Linked DNA regions of Mus musculus: region 2 is linked to region 1. The links are chromatin loops, found by intact Hi-C in ENCODE. Cell type or tissue: left cerebral cortex. All regions are shown on one strand.

Region 1 (8,000 bases):
AGAGACTCTAGTCACAAACGGCATATCTATAACACAGTCTAACCCCAACCCACCACCAGAAGGCACAGAGACTGTGGAAAACGGTGTGAAAAGCCTACAAGAACCAGAGGTCAGAAAGACCCAGGGGAAAGAGAGAGAGAGCACATTCCAGGGCTGCTGCACTCTCAACCTCAGTCAATATTCCAGCATGAAGAGAGAAGGGCTCACAAGCCCCTGCCTCTAGCTGAGGCCCTATTAACAGTTCATGGCTTCTGGGATCTAAGGGTAATTATGGCCTTTGCGTGCTCCAGTGGAAGGTGGACGGTACAAATCAGACTGAATAGGCTATTAGACAAACAAACAAACAGGACATACGTTGAGAAGGGCTAGGAGTTGGGGACAGTGGTTCTGGAAGGAATTGTGGGTAAATGTGATCAAACACATTGTATAAATGTATGAAATTCTCAAATTAATAAAAATAGTTTAAAAAGAAATTGCAAGTGTTTAGAAATTTCAATAGCCCACTTGGTATATCCTGACACAAAAGGAAAATATGTAAAGACAATGAATAGATAGCCATTTGGTTTTGTTAAGAAGTATAGACATGGATGGGTTTTCTCAGCTGTTTTACATTGACTGTGAGGTTCAAACTCGGGTCTTCGCGGTGTGAAGCATTTTACCACCTGCATTATTTCCTCAACCTTTGTTTTGTTTTCTTTTGTTTTTTTAAAAAGGGGGATCATGCAAATTAGTCCTTTCAACATTAAATATTAGGAATTATAATGTTAGTTTTTCAAAATGAAGAGAAAAAAGGTACCATGGGATGGTGTCCCCAAGGAGGATGGATTTGGATAGGGACTCCCACTAGGGACAGGAGAACCTGCAAAAGAAAAAAACCAGAGACATGTAAAATACCTTCACAATGCTTTGAATGTGATCAAGATGACTATATAAGAAGCTACATATCAGTGTGACCGAGGAATGACAGATGCTACCTACTAGAGTCAAGAACCAGGCACACAGATTTTCAAATACTCATTTCCTTCTTTTCTTTTTAAAATCTCTTTTCCCTTTGATTACTAAATGAGGTCTCTAAATAATATTGGTTACATATTATTTTGCTTCTTAGTATGCATTAAAGATTCCATACTGTCAGGGGTGGTGACAGTGCAGAGGGGAATCTCTGAGTTCAAAGACAACCTGGTGCATATAGCAAGTTCCAGGCCAACCAACGCTGCATAGGAAAACTTTATCTCAAACCAAACAAAAACCAAACAACACCCCACCCCCTAAAAAACCCCCAAAGAGTCAAGAGTCACTATCTAGAGACTATTCACTAGTAACACAGAAGTCCTAATAAAAAATCATTTTGTACTCACTAGAATACATAGGAGAGCCAAGGATGGGACCAACGTTGCTTGGAGTAGGAAGAGTAGCTGGAAATCTCATCTGTGCCTCACCACCATACCTGTTTGTGTGACAAGAGTATGGGTTCAATTGAACTGTCAATCTTGTACACCTGGGACAATCCCTGTTCTTGCTTAGCTTTCATGCACTTGGTAGAAACTTTAATGTATGGTGCTCATAGTGAAGCAAATATGTATCTAGGATAATCCTTCAAATGTTGATCTCAATTGCTACCAGGAAACTAGAAGGAACTCTACTAAGTGTAGCTGGTTTTGTGGGTTCTTCTTTCTTTCATCTTCCACCCTTTTTCCACCCTTTCAATTCCATGGAATTGAAGCAAGGAAAGGGATGAGACCCCTGAATCTAATTTGTTCTTCTTGTTTCTTCTTTGAGCATAAGTACTAACAATGTGATCAGCCCCCTCAACAACCAACAACCCACCCCACCGCTCAAGGCCCTGGCATTTAATACCCCCTGAAAAGTTCCCAAATCCCAAATGTTGCACAATCGGAGAAACTATCTACTGTTGGTAAGACCACACCTCAGAGCATGAGGCAAAAGTCAGCTGCTTCGGACAGTCTGAAGCAGCATCATATCCCACACTTGGGATTAAAATGAAAATACATTTTTTATAAAAGGAAACCAAGCGGGGCGTGGTGGCGCACGCCTTTAATCCCAGAACTTGGGAGGCGGAGGCAGGCGGATTTCTGAGTTTGAGGCCAACCTGGTCTACAAAGTGAGTTCCAGGACAGCCAGGGCTATACAGAGAAACCCTGTCTCGGAAAAAAAAAAAAGAAAAAAAAAAAAAAAGAAAAAAAGGAAACCAAACTTCCAAAATTGCCACTAATGTCTAAAAAAAAAAAAAGACATGTAATGAATAGTTTACTTAACGCAGAAATGACAGAGTCTTTCTTTCTAATAGAATTAGTCAAATTTTAAAAACAGTGTTAAACATTTGTTTATCTTTTTGTGTATGGTGTCTTGCCTGAATGTATGTCTGTGCAATTGCACTCAAGAGGCCACAGCAGGGTGTCAGATCCCTTGGAAGTAAAGTGACAGCTCTCAGCTGCAATGTGGATGCAGCAAATTCAACCTGGGTCCTCTAAAAGGGCGGCCAGTGTTTTTAACTCCTCAGCTATCTCTCCAGCATCCCCCTACCCCCCAATTTAACGATTACACAGTACAAGTATTCTTCAAACTTCTGGCTAAATATACTATAGAAAGAAAGCCTCTGAAGGCTAGGGCATAGGTTAATGGCAGAATGCTTCACTAGTCAGTCCTGGTTTATTCCCAATACAGCAAAAACAAAACAAGCAAACACATTAAAAAAAACAAAAAAACAAAAAACCCAGAATTTAAAAAACCATCTCTGACCCCAAGTTTCCTTCCTGTGTGTGACTCAGTCCCTCAGCACCACTGATGCCCATGCTCTGGAAGCGGCTGTTGGAGGCAGTAAGGAAGGAGGACTGACGATGGTAAAAAGTGTAAAACAAAAGGACAAAGAAGGAAAGGTACCCAGAAAGCAGTGATGTGCGCACCATGCTCCTCAGCTTGTTCCACGGGCACTGCTATCTTTCTATTTCTAGATTAGACTCTTCCTAATGAAGGTTAAAAATTTGCCTACTTCCCCCATTTGGCAAAGCCTTAAACTATCACACTGGTATCATCTAAAAAGTGGCCCAAGTGTCTCTGTGGCGCAATTAGTTAGCATGTTCAGCTGTTAATGGAGAGGTTAGTGGTTCTAGCCCACCCAGGGATGTCACGAGGCTTTGGGCTGGAGAGGTGGCTCAGTGGTTAAGAGCACTGACTGCTCTTCCAGAGGTCCTGAGTTCAATTCCCAGCAAGCACATGGTGGCCCACAATCATCTTTGATGAGGATCTGATGCCCTCTTCTGGTGTGTCTGAAGACAGTGACAGTGTACTCACATACATGAAATAAATAAGTCTTTAAAAGTGGCCTGGAAGTGGTGTCTCTTTAATCCCAGCACTCAGCCAATACAGGCTGAATTGAATGGTGAATCCCTGTCTTTAAACAAACACTGCCAACCACCAACACCAACAGAAAACACCAGGCTGCAGAGAGACTTCAGCACAGGTCTGACTTGCAGAGGACTTGGGTTCTATACTCAGCACCCACATGGGAGCTCACAACTGCCTAAAACTGGAGTCATGGGGCATCCACTGCACTCTTCTGGTTCCCAATGGAATTGCATGCATGAGCTGCATAGACACATGCAGGGAAAACATTTAGACACACAAAATAATTTTTTTAGTGGCCCTGAGGTTGAACTTAGCATGTGTAAGACCCTAGCTTTAATTTCTAGTACCAATAAACCAACCAACTAACAAACAAAAAACCAAAAAGAGCAGGGCTTTTATATACAAATATTTCACAATACTTTAAAAGTATTTGATGAACACTTTTGAACTAAGGATGTAGCTCATTGGTAGAATGCTTAGTATTTACATAGCATGAGGGAAAACAAAAACAAATCTACATTCAACTCTCAGAATGCCCCCTGCAACTAAAAGGTGGCCCAGTACATAAACACACACTCTCTCTCTCCACCCTGACATACCTAAAGAATGCCCGTGTTGCCCAAGCAGACACTTCTCTGTCACAGGCAGCAGTGGAACAAGCAAGAATAAGGCAAGTTGCACAAGCTTGGTCTTCCTGAAAGGGGGCAAAAGTCAGTGCATTAAAGACAAATCCAGCGCTCACAGCAAGTGCTCAATAAATACTTACTCTGGAATGAATTCAACGGACATGAAGAAAGCAAACAGCCCAGAAGTAAAGTTTAACTCAGGCATCAGTATTAAAGATACTTTCTCTTTAGTAAGATTCTGATCAGCTGTCATTCTATTTTATTCTTGTATCTTTCTATATTTTCTATATTATTGTATATTTCTATCTTTCTATCTTTTAGAAATTATCAGTAAAACCCAACATTTATTGAGTACCTATTATGTGCTAGGCACTATTTTAATAATCCAGTGTCGCCAAGGCAGTGGTGGCGCACGCCTTTAATCCCAGCACTCAAGAAGCAGAGGCAGGAGGATCTCCGAGTTGGAGGCCAGCCTGGTCTACATACAGAGTTCCTGGACGACCAGGGATACATAGAGAATCCCGTGTCAAACAAACAAACTAAATGCAGTATTTATTAGTTCTTATAGCACACAGTGCTGCAGTATGATGCAGTTTACATACAACTAAAGTGAATACAAGTATCTCACTCCACTGGAAAAAGTTTTTTTAGCAGATAGTCTGAATCCTGAATCTAAAAGCTTAGCTTTAATGAGAAAATAGTAATTTTAAATAAGACTCCCCAGTTTTAAATCTGTCAATTCTGATATGACTATTAACTACTAATGTCCCCATATTATGCCTCCAGTCACTACCTCAATTTATTCCATGGGATTGGGAATGTACACACATGTGCATGCTCATAACGGAATGACTGGTGCTCTTAATAAAAAGCATATTTATCATACAACTTCAATATCATATTCTTATTTTTATACCTTAATAAGAATGTGTCAAAGCTGGGCGTGGTAGTGCACGCCTGTAATCCCAGCACTTGGGAGGCAGAGGCAGGCGAATTTCTGAGTTTGAGGCCTGCCTGGTCTACAGAGTGAGTTCCAGGATAGCCAGGACTACACAGAGAAACCCTGTCTCGAAAAAACCCAAACCCTCCCCCCCCCCACCAAAAAAAGAATGTGTCAAAATCAGAGAATAAATGTGGAAGAGTCCTGTAACATAACTATTTTCATAGTCAATATGTGCTGATTTGAGTACAAAAGAACAGATAATCTGTGTATTACAGTATTTTACTTCTAGTTTACAAACTATTTTAATATTATACAGCTTCTTTAATTAAAATAAATGCAGTGCATAGTTACCTGATGTAATTTGAAGAATCTCTCAATCTCTTCTCCATCCCCTCCCACGTTACTCACAAGCAGATGTCTCAGCTGATCTACAGGTCTAAGCTTGTGAAACATAAGACTACCCTAAGAAATAAAAAAGGAGAGATCACATGAGAAAGCAATTACCAAGCCTGACTGGTAAAGGGTGGGAACGTAGGTAAGGATAGAGTCCTAGCCTGGCACGCACAGCCCATGAGTTCTCTCCTCACTAACACACACAAGACACCTGGCTGGTAATAACCAACTGACTAACAACAACAAGTTAATAACAAGCAACTCCGAGAACACAAAATGAGGTGGACAAGACCATCTTATGTCAACAGTCGACCTACACTCAATTTCCATGTCTGCAGAAACTAACCTTGTCCTCCTCACGCTGCCCCTCACTGGTCATATTATCACGTGTGTCTATTTGTACAGAAATAAAGCCGGATCCTTAGTCACACAGTATACCAGGATATACTCCACACAGATGCAAGGTTTAGAGGGCAAAGTTAAATTATGACTAAAATACAAAAACTTAGTATCTATGATACAAAAATCTTAACAAACCTTGACATGGTAAATGACAACTCTAAAGAAATGGTGATACAGTGGTCTACTCTTACACCCATGGCACAGATCCAAGTACCTCCTCCACCTTTAGATGCTCAAAACTGCATTGCATTTTCCACATCCTATAAACAACCATACCAGGACAAAAGACGGTGTAACAACCAAGACTGCCACTAGGTGACTAGAAAGAAGCACCACACATCACATGAGGCTGTAGGAGGGGCCCAGCAGCAGTGAATGCACTGTGCACTCAGAGTCTTACAGTTTAGGGCATACAAATGCTTCCCTTCATTTTCAGACTACATTTGATGGGGAAAGAGAAGAAACTAAAACTCTGGAAAGCAAAACCATAGAAAAGGAAGCATCAATATATAGAACAGGACCTGACGTATACGGCAATAAATATAAACATTTGAAAAGGTAGTTAACCTCACTCTTCCTGGATAGTAAAATGTATTAGGGAAGGTTACAATGAAACATAATCCTAGAAACGACTAGCGAATATACACAGAAAGTTGGCAGCATCCATCTAAAATATAGACACACATATGCTTGGTATAAGCAGAATCAGCACCACAGCTTTAGGGATGCTCAGGAAATAAGGAAAAATAGTTAAACAGGGCACACTTACACAAAAAAATCACTGCCAAATGCAAAATAGAAGCATAGGTCGAAAAATCTACAAAGAATATTTTTTGAAATTTAAAGATGCAGGATATAGAATGTTAGCATTTACTTAGAAATATTTACATTCTATTCTCTTAATGTATCTGTAAATCTACAGATAGTGATAAACACAGATATCTGGATGGGAGACTTTATTTTATATACTTTCTAGGACAATTCATTACTGTTAAAGAAAATTAAGAGTAGACATTTATAAAGCTCTTAAAAATACTTCCATGAAGTGGCAGCTGAGAGTATTTGACAAAAGCATGAAGTAAGCAGAGCAGGGACTGGCTAGTGTTGGCTCAGCAGTAGTGCTGGCTCAGCATGCAGCAGTCCCTGAATTCACGCCGGCTCCAGCATATTTACTATGGCTTCTTTTCACTACGGCAAGCAGCTATGCACATACCTGTGCTGAGAGGAGAACGAATTTCTTTGGAGGCAACATGTGCTGTTGTACAACAACTGGCGAATCAGTTATTGGAATATGATCTTTATTTAACGGTGTAATTATTTTATCTACTTTTAATTCATCTATTGCAGAGAGAGCCCAGGAATGACCATCAACACGGGTTGTCATCTATAAAAAAGAAATATACTGTTTTCATATTTTGTTGAAGTCACACATGCCAAAGCTTTTAGGAAACAAAAATCAAAACACAAAATTAAAACAACCAAACTTCCCTAGTTCCAGCAACATGAATTACTCAGTATATAGTTTTTTTACCCTTTGTTTTTTTGAGACAGGGTTTCTCTGTGTAGGCCTGGCTGTCCTTGATCTTGCCTTTTAGATCAGGCTGGCCTCAAACTCAGAGATCTGCCTGCCAGCCCACCCACCCAGTGCTGGGATTAAAGCGTGCGCCACTGCTGCCTGGGAGATTGCTCATTTTCATTTTATGAGCATTGGTGTTTTGCCTGCATTGTGTGACTGTCAGATCTCCTGGAGCTGGATTAACAGAAAGATGAGAGTGTGGAGAGCTGTGCCGCGAGCAATCGCCATTATAAGATGGCGCTGGCTTCCGCTGTGCCTAACTAGTAAACAAGCCTTGTGCGCAAGTGTGAGAGTGAACTCAAACCTAGTCACTGCCCATCTCAGGGCGTAGTAATGAGGTGATGGGCAAGCTGACATGCCACATCAGGTGCTAAAACGCCACGCTGAGGGCTATATAAGCAGCACCATTTTCCAGGGTCTGGGTCTTCCCTCCTTAAGAAGCAATAAAGCTTGCGTTGTCCGAGTGTGTTCTTGCCTGCGAGAGCGATAGCTCGGGACATGAGAGGAACCGGGCATTGTGGTGCACACCTGTAATCCCAGCACTGGGGGGGGGGGCCGCGGCAGGGGCAGGCAGATTTCTGAGTTCGAGGACAGCCTGGTCTACACAGAGAAATGAGTTCCAGGACAGCCAGGAAGATACAGAGAAACCCTGTCTCAAAAAAACAAAACAAAACAAAAAACAACAACAACAAAA
Region 2 (8,000 bases), 190 kb before region 1:
TGTCAGCTTGACACACAAACGCTGGAAAGTCACAACCTTTCTTTTCTTGTTTATCCTCAAGATCTAACATTAATATAAACACCATAATTTGAAACATTTTACAAACTTAAAAAGTCCCACAGTCTTACAAATTCAAACACTTTCAAGTCTCTTAAAGTAGAAACTCTCCCAAGTGTGGACTACTATAAAATCAAAATTAAGTTAAAACACTTCTATTTCATGAGGGAAAAAATGAGGGCACAGATAAATGCAAAACCAAATTCCAACAGTGTAAGTCACTCGATGTCCAGTATCTAGGACTCACTAATGTCTTCCAGGCTCCTCCAAAAGGCCTGGGTCACTTCTCAGGTTCCACAGTCTGGGAAACACACAGCTTGTCCTCTGAACTCAGGCTGGTTCCACTCCACACACAGCTGCTGCTGTTTCTGACAGTCCTGCTGTGGTATTGGCATCTTCCAAATGCTGGCATCTCCCATTGCAACTGGGCTCGCTTTCACCAATAGGCTCTTTTCATGATGCAAAGCCTCAGCTGTTGTGCGTGACCCACTCAGTTCAGTCCTGGGGCTTCCACTGCTACTCTAGCTGCACCTTCCCAAGTAGCCAAACCTCAGCTGCGTGCGCTCCAAAACAAGTACCAGCACAAGGTACTATCTTGGCTACCTCTGAATACAGCTTCTTTATGCTGACTCTGAGCAAACACTTGTCAAAAGATTTTACCTGAGTGATGCTGGTCTCTGCTTGATAATCACCAGTTTGTCAGCTCCAGCTGGCCAACATCAATTGTCACAGTAAAACAAAGTTTTTTAGTTTTTCTAGTGTTTTGTTAACCACAACTTATTCTTCAGCCCTAGCTTACCAGAACCACAAATTCTTAACTTAAAATATCAAGCAGCTCTGATAGTCATTAAGGAACTCTCAAGCTGCCTCCCCCTTCTGCATTGCTGTCAACATTCTACCAAGCTCCCCAGGACAGCTCACCGAGCTTTAATACCTAATGGGTTTGCGTTGGGGTTGGGCTTTTTGGGTTTTTTTGTCCAAAGATCTAAAGACCTTCCACCATCTTCCCAAAAATAACATGGTCAGATCTATGACAACAGTGGCCCACTCTCCTGGTACCAATTTCTGTCCTAGTTAGGGTTGCTATTGCTATGATAAAATAACATGAACAAAGGAACTTTGGGGTGAAGAGGTTTGTTTAGCTTACTGTTCGCCTCACTCTTCAGCATTGGAAGAAGTCAGGACAGGACCTCAAGCAGGGCAGGAACCTGGAGGCAGAAGCTAATGCTTACTGGTGCTGCTTACTGGCTTGCTCCATCTGGCTGGCCCAGCCTGCTTTAGTATTGAACCCAGGACCAATCTTAAGGAGGCATTTTCTTTTTTTTTTTTAATTATTATTATTATTAGATATTTTCTTTATGTACATTTCAAATGCTATCCTGAACGTTCCCCATACCCTCCCTCCACCCTGCTCCCCTACCTACCCACTCCCGCTTCTTGGCCCCGGCGTTCCCCTGTATTTGGGGCATATAAGGTTTGCAATACCAAGGGACCTCTCTTCCCAGTGATGGCCGACTAGGCCATCTTCTGCTACATATGCAGCTAGAGGCACGAGCTCTGGGGTACTGGGTAGTTCATATTGTTGTTCCACCTATAGGGTTGCAGACCCCTTCAACAAGGAGGCGTTTTCTTAATTGAGATTCCCTCCTCTCAGTTAACTTGAGCTTGTGTTAAGTTGATATAAGACTATCCCACACACGTTTCTTCCTTTAAAGCAATACAATGGAGCTATGTAGATACTGGGTAAGAGCAACTTTTTACAAACATGAGGAACCTGAGTTCAGGTCTCCAGCATCCACATAAAAAGCTGGACATGACTGCATGTGCCTTAACTCTAGCATTGGGCAGGTGGAGACAGGCAGGTTTCAAAGGCTTTTTAGCTAGCCAACTTGACCAAAACAGCAAGCTTCTAGTTCAGTGATAGATCATGTCTCAAGGCAGCTAGGTAAAAAGGTGATAGATGTAGACACCTGGATGTCCTATCGCTCTTTTATGTGCATTCATGGCAGGGATGCACACACACACACACAGAGACATAAAAGAGGTTTTAGTCTGATCAAAAACAATTCAGGGGTTGAAAAGATGGCTCATCATTGTGCTTGCTGGCCTTGCAGAGAACCCAGGTTCAGTTCCAGCACCCATACCAGGTAGCTCACAGCCACCTGCACCCCAGTTCTAGAGGACCCAACACCACCTCTGGCTCCTGCAGGCACTTGCACACAGGTGATGCATATACACACAGGCACACAACACATACTTTTTTTTTATTTTAAAAGTATTTTTATGCAGAAGCCGAAAGTTAAACATAGTTTTACCCATCCACTATTTGAAATCTTAACCCATTAGACAAAGTTCATAATTAGCAAAATCTGTTGTTTTAATCCCAAGAAAACTTTTAATTAATGCAAACACTTCTTTTAATAACTAGCTATAGCTTTGTGTTGGGCTTTAATGGGAATTCACAATTAATTATAAGGTTGCAGTCTTTGTTAGTAATTGATTGGGTTTCTTTTTCTCCTTCTAGAAATTAGTAAATGAAACATTCCAAAAGCTCTGGTTTACTCCAACTCCACATAATGACAAAGAAGCAATGACAAGGAAGATTTTAAACATCACTGATGTGGTAAGAAGCATGGACCAGGGTGTGGTCACTGAGCACAAGGCCAGCTGATGCATTGCCATGGTGACATGCTGTGCCTGCCACTCAGTACTGCTTCCCTTTCTGGGACATCTGGGGCCTAAGAAAAAGAGAAAGGGTTTGCACGCGGCTTTCTCAATACTCACGTGTGTAAGCGTTGTTATTGGTGTGTTCCCATTCTTCCATCGTGGAAAACAGAAAAAACCAAGAGAATATGTTTTTTAGTTAATACATAAATAAGCTATAAGCCAGGCATGGTGGCGCACTCCTTTAATCCCAGCACTTGGGAGGCAGAGGCAGGCGGATTTCTGAGTTCGAGGCCAGCCTGGTCTACAGAGTGAGTTCCAGGACAGCCAGGGCTACACAGAGAAACCCTGTCTCAGAAATAAATAAATAAATAAATAAATAAATAAATAAATAAATAAATAAATAAATAAGCAAGCTATAATTTGCTTATCCACAATGCTTTCTCTATGTTGAATATTAGAAATTTTTATATATACTCAGTTACATGGTCATCTCTATTTCACAGTTAGCAATAAATCTTAGAGAGTGAAGAAACAAAACACTTTTTTCCATTGTTTGAAACCTTATAGATTTTTCTGATAGAATATATCAAGCTATTTTTTAATAATTTGGTATCATATCAGTTTTAATATTAACTGATTTCTTTGTTTTTCATAAGTGTTTGAGTTACTGAAAAAATAATTTTAAGAATAACTTTTCAAATTAAAAAAGTATGCATATACTTCATGCTACAGCATAACTATAATACTGTTGTAAAATAGATGTCTTTTGTTTTAGTTTTTGAGATATAATACAATTTCAACATTTCTCCCTTCTCTTTCCTTCCTCTAAACCCCTCCTTGCTCTCTCTGAGGTTCATGGTCTCTCTTCCTTGTGGCTATGACTACTTACTTGTAGATACAACTATACATTTATACTCCACAATGTAACTGGCACAAGTCTTTATAACGTTATTATAAATGCCTTATTTTAAGAATTTTATTACCTTTTCACCGTAGGTTGCAGCATGTAGAGATACTGGATATGACTGGTTTGAGCAACTCCTTCAAAATGTGAGTATAATTTTGATAGCATGAAATTTAATAAAGGGTCTTTATCATTTTAAAAAGGAATTTTTCAGTTCCTAAATATTTATGTTTTAGTAGGTGAAACTTATTTCACTATGTTAAGCTGTGTCTTTTAAGTTGGTTATTGAATCAGTTATCCAGTTGACTGCTAAGTTTTCCGAATTACTAGTTGAAATTTTAGCTATGCTTTCAGGTAATTTTTTTTCTTATCCCTTTAATCTAGAACAGTAGTTCTTATTCTTCACAATGCTGCAATCCTTTAATATAGTTCCTCATACTGTGATATAATATAATATAGTTCCTCATACTGTGATAGATGGTGACACCAAACCATAACGTTATTTCATGTTTACTTTATAACTGTGATTGGGCTTCGATTTTGAATAGTAATGTAAATTCTGACATACAGGATATGTGATATGTGACCCCAAAGTGGCCTTGACCCACAAGTTGAGAAGCACTAATCTTACTAAGGCCTACTCATGAAATCTATAAATGAATATAAAAGTAACATTAAGTTAAATAAACAAATAATTATTTGGCCTATTACAAAATATGTGGCATTTCTTTTAGTGTTGTAAAATTAAACCACAGTTAGTGCTTTCAGAAGTTTTCAATTAAGAGTGTTCGTCTCCAGTCTTTAAAAGTTAACAGCATGTTTCCTTCCCGTCTGTGTAGGAGGTAGGAAGTGTGTGTGCATGTGTGGAATCTAGAAGAGAATGTAGGTGTTCTTTCAGTCTGTCTTGTTCTCTTAAGACTCTCAACCCTCTGTCTGAAACTCACCCATTTGCCTAGGCTCGTGAGGCAGTAAGCTCCCCATAGCCTCCTGTTTCCACCCCCAGTGCTGGGGATACAGACACATACAGCCATGCCCAGCTTGTCCATGCCTGTTCAGGACGTGAAGTATGCTCCTTACCCTTGCACAGCAAGAGCTCTTACTCACTGACTTAGTTCTCTAACACTTTGCCCTACTTTTTACTTTTTTGGAGGCAATATCTCACAACAGGGTTTCTCTATGCAGCCTTGGCTGTCCTGGAATTTACTTTGTAGACCAGGCTGGCCTCGAACTCAAGATCTTCCTGTCTCGGCCTCCTGAGTGCTAGTTGAAGAGAGAGAATTAAAAGTAATAATCATTGCCCTTGCAGAAGACCTGAGTTCAGTTCCCAGTATCCAAATGGCAGCGCACACCTATTTGTAATTCCAGTCCCAGACAATCTGACAGACTGTTGTAACCGCTAAGGTCATTAGACATGCAGGTAGTCCATATCCATCCATGCAGGTAAGATAGTCAGTCATACACATAAAACAGTAACTAGATATAAATAAAAAAGACATCGTGTCTGTAGGCACTACTACTCAGTTAGGGCTGTGCCTTTCTACCCTAGAAATGTAAAATCTGAAATACTCCCCAATTCAACATCTTTGAGCACTGAGCTGATTCCACAGATTGAAAATCCCCCACATTTGGCAGTGGTGGCACACACCTTTAATCCTCACATTTGGGAGTTCAAGGCCAGCCTGCTCTACAGAGCGAATTCCAAGACAGGTAAAACTACACAGAAACCCTGTCTTGAAAACCCAAGATTTAAAAAAAAAAGAAAGAAAATTCCACACCTAATCTTTTGATAGCCAGAACTCAGACATACTAAAATTACTTCTAGCAGTTTATTTGAGGAATATATGAAACTTAAGTGAGTATTATATTTAGGTCTGTGTCCCTTACTGAAGCTTCTCCTTGTGCTGTATGCGTATACTCTAAAATCCTGAAGACTTAAACATGCCACGTAAAGAGTTCTATCCTATATAATCACTCTGGGAAAGAGTATTTGATAGTATTTACTCAAAAAGGTGAATATTCATATGTGTTGATAGTATTTACTCAAAAAGGTGAATATTCATATGTGTTATACCCAGTATTTCTGCTATGAGATGTATATTCAAGAAAACATTGTACATGTGAATTAGAACACATATACAAGTGTACTTCACAAAGATCTGACTTAATCTTTACCCAGAAGAGGAAGACTGCTGGAGAGCAGTGAAATAATGAGTTAAATCATAATGTTTTGTAAGAACACAAGCCCCAAAACATTAATACTTTTGTTGAAGTTGGAAATTAAAACAAAACAAAACAAAAAGCAGAACCAGGAATGGTAATATAGGCCATTAATCCCAGCACTCAAGAGTCAAGGGCATGAGATCTCTGTGAGTTCAAGGCCAGCCTGGTCTATACTTTCGGCTCCCGGTCAGTCAGGGCTACATAATGAGATCCTGTGTCAGATTATTATTTATAATTAATACATTAAAATACATACCCAATCAACAGTGGTAGTGTCATGAACCAAAATTTATAATAAATTTATAATATATATAATATATATAATATATATAATATAATAAATTTATAATAAATTATTTTGCACTTTTGGTTTTGGTTTTGGTTTTTGTTGTTTTTTTTTTCCCACATTTTTTATTAGATATTTTCTTCATTTACATTTCAAATGCTATCCCAAAAGTCCCCTATACCCTCCTCCCCTCCACCACCACCCCCCCCCTGCCCGTCCTGCTCCCCTACTCACTCACTCCCACTTCTTGGCCCTGGCAATCTCCTGTACTGAGGCATATAAAGTTTGCTAGACCAAGGGGCCTCTCTTCCCAGTGATGGCCGACTAGGCCATCTTCTGCTACATATGCAGCTAGAGACATGAGCTCTGGTGGTACTGATTAGTTCATATTGTTGTTCCTCCGATAGGGTTGCAGACCCCTTCAGCTCTTGGGTACTTTCTCTAGCTCCTCCATTGGGGGCCCTGTGTTCCATCCTATAGACGACTATGAGCATCCACTTCTGTATTTGCCAGGCACTGGCAAAGCCTCATAGGAGACAGCTATAACAGGGTCCCTTCAGCAAAATCTTGCTGGCGTATGCAATAGTGTCTGTTTGGTGGCTGATTATGGGATGGACCCCCGGGTGGGGCAGTCTCTGGATAGTCCATCCTTTCGTCTTAGCTCCAAACTTTGTCTCTGCAACTCCTTCCATGGATATTTTATTCCCTATTCTAGGGAGGAATCAAGTATCTATGCGTTAGTCTTCCTTCTTGATTTTCTTGTGTTTTGGAAGTTGTATCTTGGGTATTCTAGGTTTCTGGGCTAATATCTATTTATCAGTGAGTGCATATCAAGTGACTTCTTTTGTGATTGGGTTACCTCACTCAGGATGATGCCCTCCAGGTCCATCCATTTGCCTAGGAATTTCATAAATTCATTGTTTTTAATAGCGGAGTAGTTCTCCATTGTGTAAATGTACCACATTTTCTGTATCCATTCCTCTTTTGAGGGACATCTGGGTTCTTTCCAGCTTCTGGCTATTATAAATAGGGTTGCTATGAACATAGTGGAGCATGTGTCCTTATTACAAGTTGGAACATCTTCTGGGTATATGCCCAGGAGAGGTATTGCTGGATCTAGCGGTAGTACTATGTCCAATTTTCTGAGGAACCTCCAGACTGATTTCCAGAGTGGTTATACCAGCTTGCAATCCCACCAGCAATGGAGAAGTGTTCCTCTTTCTCCACATCCTTGCCAGCTTCTGCTGTCACCTGAATTTTTGATCCTAGCCATTCTGACTGGTATGAGGTGGAATCTCAGGGTTGTTTTGATTTGCATTTCCTTGATGATTAAGGCTGTTGAACATGTTTTTAAGTGCTCTCAGCCCTTAGGTATTCCTCAGTTAAGAATTCTTTGTTTAGCTCTGTACACCATTTTTTAATGGGGTTATTTGAATTTCTGGAGTCCAGCTTCTTGAGCTTTTTGTATATATTAGATATTCGTCCCCTATCAGATTTAGGATTGGTAAAAATTCTTTCCCAATTCGTTGGTGGCCTTTTTGTCTTATTGACGGTGTCTTTTGCCTTACAGAAGCTTTGTAATTTTTCAATTCTTGATCTTACAGCACAAGCCATTGCTATTCTCTTACATGATATCTTAAGGGGGAAAAAAAGAACAAAAACAGTTTTTGGTGATCACCCCAAGTAAACCAATCTAGAGTGCTATGTTCGTAACTGCACATAAGAGTGGATCAACACAGCAACCACATGGTGGCTTACAACTATGTGTAATGGGATCCAATGCCCTCTTCTGGTGTGTCTAAAGACAGCTATAGTATCCTCATATACATACAATAAATAAATGCTTTCTTTAAAAAGAAAAAAGTT

What was found. Peaks named below come from ENCODE experiments on the same cell type or tissue, not always from the same donor. Only the 100,000 strongest peaks of a DNase experiment are listed, where the experiment ranks them.
Region 2: it touches region 1 in a loop (2.1-fold over the local background); 12 of 42 quality-filtered maps call a loop at or near these places.

Annotation. Positions count from the first base shown.
Region 1 is chr15:8,127,522-8,135,521 of GRCm38, reverse strand. It overlaps Nup155 (nucleoporin 155), which reads right to left. Exons shown (of 35, transcript NM_133227.3): 13 at 6,944-7,114; 14 at 5,287-5,397; 15 at 3,966-4,060; 16 at 1,359-1,447; 17 at 797-859. Among named protein-coding and RNA genes, the nearest start is that of Nup155, 22 kb to the right of the region's middle. In left cerebral cortex, CTCF peaks have their summits at 3,573 and 6,036; no DNase peak of the experiment used is centred here.
Region 2 is chr15:8,314,137-8,322,136 of GRCm38, reverse strand. It overlaps Nipbl (NIPBL cohesin loading factor), which reads left to right. Exons shown (of 47, transcript NM_027707.3): 31 at 2,582-2,680; 32 at 3,721-3,774. Among named protein-coding and RNA genes, the nearest start is that of Gm52208, 38 kb to the right of the region's middle. In left cerebral cortex, no CTCF peak of the experiment used is centred here; a DNase peak (open chromatin) is centred at 4,536.